Regions from separate parts of the Homo sapiens genome. Here region 2 is linked to region 1. The links are chromatin contacts, found by Hi-C or POLR2A ChIA-PET in ENCODE. All regions are on one chromosome and are shown on one strand. Each heading gives the region's core, a stretch centred on a gene start or an enhancer-like site at or near the end of the contact. The rest is flanking DNA. Distances are from core to core; before and after follow the strand shown.

The links. Hi-C counts contacts between places; a loop is a spot of excess contacts on that map. ChIA-PET counts read pairs that join two places held with the same protein, here RNA polymerase II (POLR2A). Pooled maps may share reads with other maps.
Region 2: a pooled map shows a loop between it and region 1 (3-fold over the local background). The contact joins two enhancer-like sites. A Hi-C loop is called at or near these places in 1 of 168 maps with a recorded cell type or tissue (ascending aorta) and 6 of 50 pooled maps. POLR2A ChIA-PET finds 5 or more read pairs at or near these places in 1 of 52 experiments (activated naive CD4-positive, alpha-beta T cell).

Annotation. Positions count from the first base shown.
Region 1 is chr2:11,858,888-11,865,483 of GRCh38, reverse strand. All of the region lies in intron 4 of LOC105373430 (a long non-coding RNA gene), which reads right to left. Among named protein-coding and RNA genes, the nearest start is that of MIR4262, 25 kb to the right of the region's middle. RefSeq lists a silencer at 1,632-1,681 and enhancers at 1,952-2,001, 4,568-4,667. Within about 2 kb of position 1,288, at least 11 of the 41 ENCODE cell types and tissues checked have a DNase peak (open chromatin) inside an H3K27ac peak, as active enhancers do.
Region 2 is chr2:12,822,496-12,828,587 of GRCh38, reverse strand. No RefSeq gene overlaps it. Among named protein-coding and RNA genes, the nearest start is that of MIR3125, 88 kb to the right of the region's middle. Within about 2 kb of position 4,014, at least 11 of the 41 ENCODE cell types and tissues checked have a DNase peak (open chromatin) inside an H3K27ac peak, as active enhancers do.

The DNA.
Region 1 (6,596 bases), core at 39-2,538:
AGCAGCAGCTCACTGTTTCCTCGTGATGAGCACGGTTCATTACTCTTTTTTGTTTGTTTCTTTCTTTCTTTTTGAGACAGAGTCTTACTCTGTCACCCAGGCTGGAATGCAATGGCGCAATCTTGGCTCACTGCAACCTCCATCTCCCAGGTTCAAGCAATTCTCCTGCCTCAGCCTCCCGAGTAGCTGGGAATACAGGTACCCACCACCACGCCCAGCTAACTTTTTAGTAGAGACGAGGTTTCACTATGTTGGCCAGGCTGGTCTCAAACTCCTGACCTCAGGTGATCCACCTGCCTCGGCCTCCCAAAGTGCTAGGATTGCAGGCATGAGCTACCATACCTGGCTGGGTTCATTACTCCTACCGAGGTAGTAACTCCTTTCCTTGCCCAGTGATCTATTGGCACATGAACCCAAAATGACCGGGCAGCAACTGCAGCTTTACGTTTAGTGGGCTCTTTACTGTATTCCCTGATGGTATTAATAATTATTTCCCCTCCGGGCACCAAGAGCTTTAGATCCTCAGAGCCTAAAATTGCAGAGACAGACACAAATCCCCACGTGATTGCTCGGGGTGATGGGGAGCAGAGCCACTGCTGCTTCCATTTCGGGGTTCCTGGACCCACCCCTTCCATCTATTCTGCAGCAGGGCTCACTCCAGGGACTACACCTGCTCTGTCTTCTCACTCCCCTTTGCGCAGACTTTGAGAGCAGGGTTCATTTGTATTGCTCTGTGTACATACACTCACTCCCACTGCCCTGCATCAGTAAGGCCACTGATGGAGGAGAAAGGTGCTTTCACATGCCACATATGCCACACCTCTGAGTGGTATGGCTCATTTTCCTCAAGCAAAATATCAGGACCATGGTCCTAATACCTAACACCAGGATGATGGGTCAGGATGTTAAATTGGAGCCAACTCAGGATATCTACAAAAGCAAAATGGCTACTCAATTTGGGTAAAGAGCTGGCAAAGTTAAAAAATATCATAAGCAGTCTATATGTGGTCAGGAAGAAGGGGGACACCGAAGACCAGGATATATAAAGGCTCTGATCCTGGCGGAAATTCAACTTTGGAAATTAGGCTCATTTCTCTGCCAGGCCAGGCTCCCCTTATTTGGAAATCAGGGCAGCGAGATTGTCACCTGGGGTCACAGCAATGCACCAGGTCTCTGTCCCAAGGACCACAGTCTGTCCAGGCTCTGGGAGTGGAGGATGGGCTGGGCAGGGTGTGTGTATGGAATGTGCTAGACAATGGCCAGCTCCCTGGCCACAGCCAACCCTGAATATCCTGCCTTGGCCAGAAGGGTCCTGGAGAGGAAGCAGACACCGAACAATTGGGAAAGGTCTAAAAACCGCAGGAGTCGGCTGAATACAGCCAAGAGGCTGCCCAGTGATGCAATTCATGGGAGACAAAAAAAAAGAAAGAAAGAAAAGGAAAAAAAAAAAAAAAAGAAAGAAAAAAGAGCCCTCCAATCCTACCCAGGAGCATTCATCATTCAGCGTGACCTTCCAGGAATCTGCTGACAGACACAAAGTGTTTTGTGTAACTTTCTGCCTGGGACCTGGAATGACTGACGTGTCCCAGAGAAGGGGCGGAAGGGAGCTGGATGGTGGGGAGACTGGGGGAGGCGGGCAGCCTCGGTTCCCTGCAGGGGATTGTTGGGCACCATCTGCTGGTGGCAAGGGGAACGACACCCCACCTCTGACCCAACAAAGGAAAGCAATGTCTTGGGAAGCAAGTACTGAGGGAGGGCGTCGGGGAGAGGAACACAAACACACTTCTCACCTGCTGAGCCAGAGGCTTCCACAGGTACCTTCTGGTTAGGAAAGAGTTGCTATGCCCATCTTACAGATGGGAAACTGAGGTTCAGGGAGGTGATTAATTTCACCAAGGGTAAGAATGGACGAATTTGTTGCCATTGAATAACCATTCCTTGTTCTGAACTCATTCACAGAGGCTGGAATAGTTCCTGGAACATAAATGCTGGCTGAGTGAATGGCTGAATATGGCTTGAGAAGTAACTTGTGTTTTTGTACTATGCCTGTCTGAACCCAACAAAATAGGAAAAAGTCAATGCAAACCGAGAGTGGTGGCTGCGATTGCAGATGGCTCTCCGGAAACGCCCAGTGCATGACATCCTCCCCGCCTCCTGTTTCATCTGACAAGATTACAAACTACTTCAAAGCCTAGGGTAGGTTTTACTCCTTGTTGACCTCAACCTAGCATTTAGCTGTCCTGGAGGGGCCACAGAAGGAAGAAAGACGATGGAGCTGCATAGGCAGGCACCAGATTTCAAAGAGTCTCAAACCGGTGCAAGGTGACAGGTGACAGGCTACCACTGAAGTTCTGAAGAACCCTTTGCTATTGTGACAGCTTTTCGCCAGCCACCCAGTTGTTTCATGTCTCAGTGGAGGACCCTTATCTTCTCAAAGGTCTAGTGATATTCAGGTACATCAAGCCTTTTCATGCTGAATTCTACCAACATGTCCATCCATCCCGTCCTAATCCCACCCCCCGACACACACACACACACACACACACACACACACATCCTTCCCCCAAACACAGAAACATACCTACACACCAACACTCCTACACACAGGCAAAAACTTCACCAGTCATCAACTGTTACACAGTAAACATCAACATCTCTAAACGCTGAGATAGGTAACATCTTTGAATCCTTGCAATTAATTCCTCCATTATCCATTATTCCTCCATTCTCTCTGACTGGGATGAACATCGCCCTCGGGCAAACTCCCGTTCAACCGTCAAGGCCTATATCCAACATCACCCCACTCTTTGAAACCTTTCCCTACCCCATCACCATTTAGTGTTCCCTTCTCTGACTACCCGGGGAATATGTTTGGAGTTGACAATAACACTTAAAGCATTGTCTTCATGTGTGCATGCTGTTGATGTAAGTAGTAAGAGTTCATTGAATGAATAAATGAACAAATGAACACAGTTTCTTAAAATCCTCTAAGAAAAAGAAAAGGAATTGAGCCAGCTGGAAAGGGAACCTGGCCATCACCAGCCGCTGCAATTCTAGCTTTGGACCCAGGCAGCTCTCAGCCCCTTGGCCTGACCTGGCACCTTTCCACAGATGTGACTGACTGCCCTTCTCAATGTGGGAGGGAAAAGGGAGGCCCCTAACTAATGGAGGGAAATGCACAACTAGTCATCGAGAAAAATTACCTTCAAAAAACAGCAGCATGTCAGAAGCTTTGAGAGCTGAAAGTTTCAACATCCAGCAAATCTCCCCAGACACTTTTAGGCCAGCATTGAACACTCATTTCTTGTTCTCAGGCTCTGACCTGTCTTGGTATTTACCTAGAAAAGATGACTTCCAGACTGCCTGAGAGACATGCACCGTGACTATTGATTAAATGAATGATTTTTAGATGAGAGCATGAAAATAGCCAAAAACCAGTAGTCAATCCACTCATCCAAGATTTTCAGCCTTGTCCCGAGCCCCTAAGTTCTGGATTGGAATGATCCCTCCAGGAAGAAGAAGGACACCAACATTTACTGAGCATCTACTATGCCTCTGCCACTGTAGCTGCACAGCTCGGCTTCAGGGTAGATGTTATCCTTTCCTGACAGATTAGGAAAGAAGCTCAGAGAGGTGAAGTAATGTGCCCAAGGGTACTCAGCTTGTCTGTGGGGCAGCAGGGCTCACTCCGAGGGCATCGAGGCCAGTGCCCTGCCCACTCCACAGCCTCTCCCTGCACACTGAGGGGGCTAGAGACCAGGTAGGAGAGACTACTCACTTCCTTGGGTTATTTTTCTCTAAATTACCCCTTCTCGACTCCTCATCCCATGTGGGAATGATATCAACTCTGAAAAGGGTTTGAGAGAAACTTCTATCTACTGAGAGAGAAACAGCAGAAAGGACAGCAGAACTGGAACCCATTGTTATTCATTCAACAGGCACGTGTGCTGCAAGCCCACTGTGGGCCAGGTGTGGACCGGTGGAGAGTTGATGCAAGGCCTGCCTCCAGCGGGGCTCTGCCCATCCCATCCTTGGCACAGCATGGGAGAACCAACACAGCCCACTCCTTAACTGGGGAACATAATACTAACTAAGCTTGCAACTAGACATGCCACCAGATTTAAGTAGAGCTTGGCAAAGGCAGAAAAGCCAGAAGATCGTATCTTGCTGGCTGTGAAACTAAGTTTCAGGCTAGCAAACCCTTGCTCAGCCTTCCAGAACAGTATTACCATGAAGCGTTCAGAAACACTCATTGCAAAAGCCAAAAATCACCTTATTTGGGGAACATAGAGGCAAGGAAAAATGCTGAGTGTGGATCTTATAGAGAGAATAACTGGCACATCCAAACAGCAAGACCTTCCCTCTGGGAGAGCAGAATCCCCATCAGCAGCAGAGATATTTGCACCTTTATTTCCCATTTATTTATTCATTAACAAAAATGCATAGAGTGACTACCAGGTCCCAGGCCCTGTCCTAGGCACTGGAGCTGCAGCAGGGACAAAATGGACCAAATGTCTCAGCCACACATGGCTCACATGCCAGTGGGAGAAGACAGGTAAAACCAGGAAGTAAATCCTAAGCAACTCAGGAAGACAATAAGCCCCATGGGGAAGCTGTAGTACAGCAGGCAAAAGGGCCAAGAAGTGCAGGTGGCTCTGTGCAGCACTCAGAGAGTACACCCATGGGAGAGACATGCTTCTGGTCCCCTTTGAGGAGCTGCTGAATAGTACCTGAGTCAGAGCCATTTATAAAAGCAGTGGCAGATGCAAGATGCCCTCATGGAAATCTGCACAAGGGTTCAAGAGTCAGAGAAAGAGACCCCATATTCTTCCTGGATGGATAAAGGAAGGCTTCCTGGAGGAGGTGGCTTGTGAACCAATGTTGGCCAGCAGACCTGGGGCACTGGCTCATTTCAGCCCACAGTCAAAGGCATAAGTGCACATGAGCAGATGTCAGTCCCCGGCAGCATTGTCTAGCCTAGTGTGCTAGTTTGCTAGGGCTCCTGTAACAAATATCACAAGCTAGGTGGCCTAAAACAACAGAGATTTATTTACGTCCTCACAGTTCACATCCAACATCAAGGTGTTGGCAGGGTTGGTTCCTTCCAAGGCCTCTGATATGGTTGGGCTGTGTCCCCACCCAGATCTCATCTTGAATTGTAACTCCCACAATTCTCACGTGTCATGGAAGGAACCCAGTTCCATAGGGGCAGGTCTTTCCCATGCTGTTCTCATGATAGTGAATAAGTCTCATGAGATCTGATAGGTTTAAAAATGGGAGTTTTGCTGCACAAGCTCTCTCTGCCTGCTGCCATCCATGTAAGATGTGACTTGCTCCTCCTTGCCTTCCGCCATGATTCTGAAGCCACCCCAGCCAAGTGGAACTGTAAGTTCATTAAACACTTTTTTTTTTTTTTTTGAGATGGAGTCTCTGTCGCCCAGGCTGGAGTGCAGTGGTGTGATCTTGGCTCACTGCAGCTTCCACCTCCCAGGTTCAAGAGATTCTCCTGCATCAGCCTGTTGAGTAGCTGGGATTATAGGCATGCACCACCATGCATGGCTAATTTTTTTGCTGTTGTTGTATTTTTAGCAGAGATGGTGTTTCACCATGTCCTCCAGGCTGGTCTTGAACTGCTGACCTCAAGTGATCCACCTTCCTTGGCCTCCCAAAGTGCTGGGATTACAGGCACAATTACTGGGATCCACCACACCCAGCCTAAACCAATTTCTTCCCAGTCTTGGGTATATCTTTATCAGCAGCATAAAAACAGACTAATACAGCCTCTCTCCTTGGTGTGCCAATGGCTCAGACAGCCACCTTCTCCATGTCCCCACGTGGCCACCCCTCTTGCTCACATCCTGGTCGCCCTGTGTGTCCCAATTTCTTCCTCTTCCAAGTCATGGGTCAGATGGGATTAAGACCCACCCTAAAGTCCTTCTTTTAGTTTAATCACCTTTTTTTAAGGCCTTATCCCCAAATGCACTCACATTCTGTGAGGCTGAGGGTTAAGGCTTCTACCCGTGGATTTTGCAGGGACACAGTTCAGCCCGTACATAACAACTAGCTCGCCAAGAAATAAGTGCCTGCTCTGGGTCACACGCTTTCTCTGCAGCGAGGTGTGTTCCAGTGAAGTGTGTGAATTGGTGCACCCGGGACCATGAACTCCACCTTATCCTACAGCCCCTCCCTCAGTGGCTGCTGCACTCTCCCCCCTTGTTGGTGCATGGTCACCCTCGACTATAGACTTCTCCAGGGTTCCCACCAGGAGCACAGCAAAGCTTCTCTGTATCATCTTTTATCTCAACACAAACAATGCACCTCCCACTCCACAGCCTTGGCCCAAAGGGCATGGTCAGGAAAGATAGGCCAACCACCATCCTGCTCCACTTCCCTCTCTTCTCTTTCTCATGTGCTTCTGGACATGAAGGGGCAGACTTTCAGCTTCCTCATCCCCTCTGGAAGGAACTTCCTCTAAGCAGAGGTCCCCAGCCCCTGAGCCACAGACTGGTAACAGTCTGCAGCCTGTTAGGAACCAGGCCGCACAGCAGGAGGTGAGTAGCAGGCAAGGGAGCATTACTGCCTGAACTCCACCTCTT
Region 2 (6,092 bases), core at 2,765-5,264, 960 kb before region 1:
TTTTTTGAGACGGAGTCTCGCTGTGTTGCCCAGGCTGGAGTACAGTGGCCTGATCTCGGCTCACTGCAAGCTCCGCCTCCCGGGTTCACGCCATTCTCCTGCCTCAGCCTCCCTAGTAGCTGGGACTACAGGCGCCTGCCACCATGCCCGGCTAATTTTTTTGTATTTTTTAGTAGAGACGGGGTTTCACCGTGTTAGCCAGGATGGTCTTCATCTCCTGACCTCGTGATCCGCCCGCCTCAGCCTCCCAAAGTGCTGGGATTACAGGCGTGAGCCACCGTGCCAGGCCCACACACACCATATTTTCTTTATTTATTTGATAAGGAAGTGCTGGGAAGGGAAGAACATGGTCCCTTTAAATAATATGGAAGTGGGGAAGGGAAGTGCTGGATAGAGGAGGGCATGGTCCTTGGCTAGGGCTTCACTCTCACGGACCTAGGTAAGGACAGGCATTCCCTACCCAAATGTTGCATTTCCCAAGACTACCCTGTCCTGCCATGCCCCCATCCTGTGCCCATAAAACCCCCTGAGACCCCAGCAGGCAGACATGGATATGGAGAGAAGCACATCAGCAGAGGAATAGGCAGGCAGCTGGACATCCAGAGGAACACACACACCGACAGGCACCAGCATCCCGGCAGGCCACCAACCAGCAGAATGACGCAGAGTTTGCCTGGGGCAGTCAGAGGGAGAGCCCAGGCCGCTGAGCGCCTGACTCCAGGGGAAAACCTTCCCACTCCATCCCCTCTTGACTTCCCCCATCTGCTAAGAGCTACCTCCGCTCAATAAAACCTTGCACTCATTCTCCAAGCCCACGTGTGATCTAATTGTTCCAGTACACCAAGGCAAGAACTCAGGATACAGAAAGCCCTCTGTCCTTGTAACAAGGTAGAGGGTCTAACTGAGCTGGTTAACACAAGCCACCTATAGATGGCAAACAAAGAGCGAAACTAAAAGAGCACCCTGTAACCCACACCCACTGGGAGCTATGATATTCGCCCCTAGACGCTGCCGTGGTGCCGGATCCCCAAAGCCTGCCCCTCTGTATGCTCCCCGAGAGGTTTGAGCAGCAAGGCACTGAAGAAGCGAGCCACATGCCGTGTGAGGGGGACAGGGGAAGCTTTCCCATTCCATATTCATCCACTGATGGACACTGAGGTTGATTCCATATTTTGGTTAGTGTGAATAGTGCTACAATGAACATGGGAGTGTAAATATCTCTCAATCATATTGATTTCATTTTATTTGGCTGTATACCCAAAAAGGGGATTGCTGGATCACATGATAGTTGTATATTTAGCTTTTTGAGGAAATTCCATTCTGTTTTCCACAATGGCTGTACTGATTGACATTCTTACCAACCGTATATAAGGGTCCTCTTTTCTCCACATCCTCACCAACACTGGTTGTTTCTGGTCTTTTTGATGAAAGACATTCTAACAGGTAATATTTCATCATGGTTATAATTTGCATTTCTCTGCTGATTAGTGATGTTGGGCATTTTTTTTTTCTTTTTCTTCTTGGCCATTCATATGCCTTATTTTGGGAAATGAGCGATTTTAATGTAACCATGCGGTAGGCAGGACTTCCAGTATTGGAGAAAGGAGTCTCTGTTCTTTGCTTCCCTTAATGTGTTCTCACACTGTTTTTACGTCATAAACTTGAGGTTTGTTTTGTTCTTTTTTCTTGGATGGAGCTGTTGTATGGACTAGAAGTTGTAAGAATCTAAAATCAAGTAAAACAAATAGCAACATCAGAAAGATTTTAGAAGTTAGCTGGTTCAGTTCCCTCAATTTCTAAATGGGCAAGCCAGAAACCTACACGTAAGAAAGGATTCCTTAGAGTCACACAGGCTGTTTGTAACAAAATCCAAAGAATATGTTTGTCTCTTGAATTCTAGTGTCCTGTCCCCTATACTTTTGATACTCAAAGTGTGGTCCATGGACCATCCACACTGGCCTAAGCTGGGCGTTTGTTAGACACTTAGAATCTCAGCCCTTTCCCCAGACCTACTGATCAGGTTCTGCATTTTGGCAATATCCTAATGTGATTCATATAGACACTACAGTATGAGAACTCTTCCCAGAGGAAAGGGGAAAACAGAGGATGTCAGCTTACCTAGGGAATGGACAAGAGGTATGTATGTTTGGGGTGAGGGGCGGGGTGTGGGTGTATGAGGGTGTGGGACACAGATGGAAGAACCTCAGCCTGCTATTGTCTGTAAAGATAGACAACTTCAAAAATAATAATAATAAATAGCTTTACCTCTTCCCCCTTCTTTCACGCAAAATTTCTAAGTAGTATCGAGAAGCATAAGTATCTCAGATGAATCCCTGGGATGAGATTTTAGATTTGGCATGAAATTAGGCACGCTTAATGTTGCTCTTTACCAAATCACAGACCCATCAGAAAAGGAAAACAAAGGAACAATTTTCACTTTGTGTTAATAAAACTGTGCTTTGCTCCTTTGCCCTTGGAGTAGCAGCATGAACAAGGAATTGCAAGAAAATGTGGAGTGGGAGGTAGAAGATCTGTATTTCAGAATAAATGCAGTGCATTTTTTAAAGAAAATTAATTCCCATTTTTCTCAGAAGGGCGAGAGATACTCTATTATTGGGAGGCAAAAGTAAACACATTTTTTTTCTCTTCTTTCAAATAGCCTGTCATTTACCTTTTAGCATTACACATTCCTAAGGAGAATTTTTACCCCAGAAATAAAAACCTATGTTCTCTGCCATGAGAAACCCACTTTTTTTTTTAATGATCTATGTCCTGTCCCAAAGTACTACTGCTAATAGCATCTCCATTAACCCTTACATTATGAGTTTTATGTAGCTGAAAGTATCTACTCAAATCTTTTGCAAGTGTGTACTAAATTATAACTCCCATATTTTTGAAGGGTTCCTTTTGGGTTCCTATTTAAATGGTAGGCTGAAAACCTGTTTGTAGGGAAAAAGACAAAAAACAAAAAAAAACCCCACAAAAACAAGAACAGAAAACAAGCAACAAAATATTGTTTAAAAATATTTTATTTGGATCTACTCTTCCATCTACTTTGTGCTAACTATATGAGGCTTCGTCGAAACAACAATTTCTCAAGGAAGAGCTTATTATTCTGATAATGGAGATGAAGATTTAGAGGTGAAAGAGGTTAATTAACTCGTCACACTGTCAAGCCAGAACCAGAAGCAAAAGCCACGTATGCACAAGGCTCAGGTCCTCACACCACATGGTTCCTGTCCAAGCTGCGTCCAGGGCACCTGACTTCCAACAGCCACTATGGAACACAATCAAGGAAACAAAATCCCCTTGGGAGGGAGCAGATGACAACGCAGGCGAGGGGACATGGGCGTTTTCCTGGATGGGTCCCTTGGGGTTCTGGGAAACTATGACCACAAATCAGAGGGCCTGCCCAGCATTGTGTAACTGCAGTTCAGAACCAGAAAGTTCTCCTTCCCCTAGGAAAGGCTCCAGCAGGCCTGTCATGAAAAACCACTTTTCTGGACCTCTTTTCTTGAGCTCAAGTTGCATGGAAGAAATGAACTTGGAGATTCCGGCTGGCTTGAGGAATGGATGACCAACAAGTTTTGAACAAAGCAATCCCACTTCCTCTCTGTAGTGTCCATTTGAGCTAGACAAAATGCTCCTTTTGCCAGAGATGACTCCCTGGTCTACGCTGGCTGCTTGGAAAAGCCCTCTCAGACAGCCGCGGTAAATCACTAGGCAGCCACTCTCTGCAAGCCCCATGGCAGCCACGGTGCAAAGAGTGATTTATCAGGCAGCTTCCAACACAGCTTAATTTTTGGAGGCAGGCAAAAGATGCCAAAAGGCTTTCAAAGCTGAGCCAGAATCCCCCAAAAGAAGGAAGCAGGAGAGACACTTTGAGGAGGGGCCCAACCAGCTGCTGGAGCATCTGTGGCGGCGAGTAACTCCTCCAGGGAGCTGGGAGCTGGCATCTGGCAACCTTTCTTCCCTCCTTCTGTGTCTGTGTTCAGAAATGGAAATCCTGGGGCGGTCCAATCAGGAGACAAGAATGCTCCCTCCCTCTCCCCTCCCTGGAAACCCCTCCCCCTTCATGCTTCCTTAGACAGGAAACTAAATTGCTGGGATGGGCCACCCTAATTGCTACTCTTTTAATAACTTGGTTCACTCCTTGAAGTTTGTGTAAACATCTTGGAATTCCTGTAGTTAAGGCAAGGAGGAGAAGCATATGACTTGCAGGACAGCCCCTCTACTGCAATGAACTGGCTTCTGAGGAGTCAGAGAAGAATGAGTCAATCAACACGGCCCCTCTGGAGAAGGTCCCCTTCCTCTCCACAGCCCCCAGAAGGTCCTGGAACTTAGCTTCACAGGTGTCCACCGGACTTCCCCCGCCGCCTGCACCTAGGAGACTATGTGTTGTCCTCTCCCTCCTAACTACCTGGATGCACTCCTAGGATGCTCACACACTCCTCACCTGCACTGGCAGAGCACCACAAATGCAGCCCAATATTCCACCTTTTCCTTCACATCATGATCCTGGAAAGGACCCATAGAGGTTATTTCATTGCATAAATAAGAATTCTGAGAGCACCCAGAGAAGTTAAGAGATTTGCCCAGAACAGCTCAGCAAGGTGTTGTCAGAGCAAAGACCCCAGGACTGGCCTCATCACCCAGCCAGGCCTCACGGTGAGGCACTCGCCTGCTCTCCTAGAGAGTGCTGGACTTTTCCATAGCTGCCAATCAGGTTTCGGATCTGGGATTTTCAGAGCCAGCCTTTCTCCGTGGCATCAAGGAAGGCTTTTATATCTTCCTCCATATGGAGTGAACAAGTGAAAAGAACTATTTGAAAACCAACAGAGTAGGAGGGGGCTGGGAAAGACACATGACTTCATCGGGTGCCATCTATTTCTTTCAACTCCTGTCCTTTTTGTACAATTGTTTTGTTTTATGGGGGTTTAGGAATTCAGACGCTGTGGTTTATTAGAAGCTCAAATAATTTGATGCAAGGGTAGGTAAGAGGTCTGAGAGGTGTTTGCTGCTTGGTAGCAGAAACAAGACGTTTTCTATTTTTCCTGTTATAGAAAAACAAACCTTCTAAATTCCCCTCTCCATGAGGGGACTGGGCTGGGGTTAGACAGGCTGTCCTGACAGCAACACAGCCAATGTCAGGGCACAGAGGCTCTTCCAGCCCTGTGAGAGGCACTGAGCAACAAGAGAGAGAGGCATTGCCAACTCCGAAAAGACCAAGTACAGCAGGTCCTTGAATAATGTCATTTTGTTTATTATAATATTGATGAGAAAAAAAAAATCAATTCCTCATCAGGACCACTGTCTCTGTGGAGTCTGCATGTTCTCCCACGTCTGCGTGGGTTTTCTCCGGGTACTTCGGTTTCCCTCCACATCCCAAAGATGTGCACCTGAGGTGGGGATTGGTGTGTCTGCGTGGTCCTAGTGTGAGTGCGTGTGGGGGTGTGTGTGAGTATGCCCCGCAATGGGAGGGTGTCCTGTCCAGGGCTGCTTTCCATCCTGAGCCCTGTTTCCAGGACAGGTTCTGGCCAGTCATGAACCTAAACTGAAATTAGTGGGTAAATAATTCTCTTACTTGTTTTTGTTTATCTTTCTTAAACATATGCATAGCTCACATTTATTTTCATGTTTAATATGGACATGCGTTGGCCTTTATTTACAAGTCGGTGATGTTTTTGTGACCAGAAATAAATCATAGAAATTTAATTCTTATTTATATCAATTAACCCATGGGAAAATTGGTTTCAGTGTAAGTGGTTGAGCTTAAAGTCTCAGTTTCCAAGAGCCTATTGACGAGGGTAAGGTATATCTTCTAAAAAACTAATGCTGAACACTTTAAGTCCCAAGAACTGTTTCGATGAGAATTTTAATTCAATTTCAGCCAGCGTCTAAGTGTTGTTACACATTTTTCTGTCTTCTTAAATAACACCACATTTTATTTTTGGTGTGGGGTCATCTTAGAAAATAATAAATATTTATCGAGGAGTTCACTATAAATATAAATATTCTCAGGTTTTTGGACACTTTTATGTTTTGTGACCTTATAACATTTTTGCTACAAAATGACATTTTTGTATTCATCA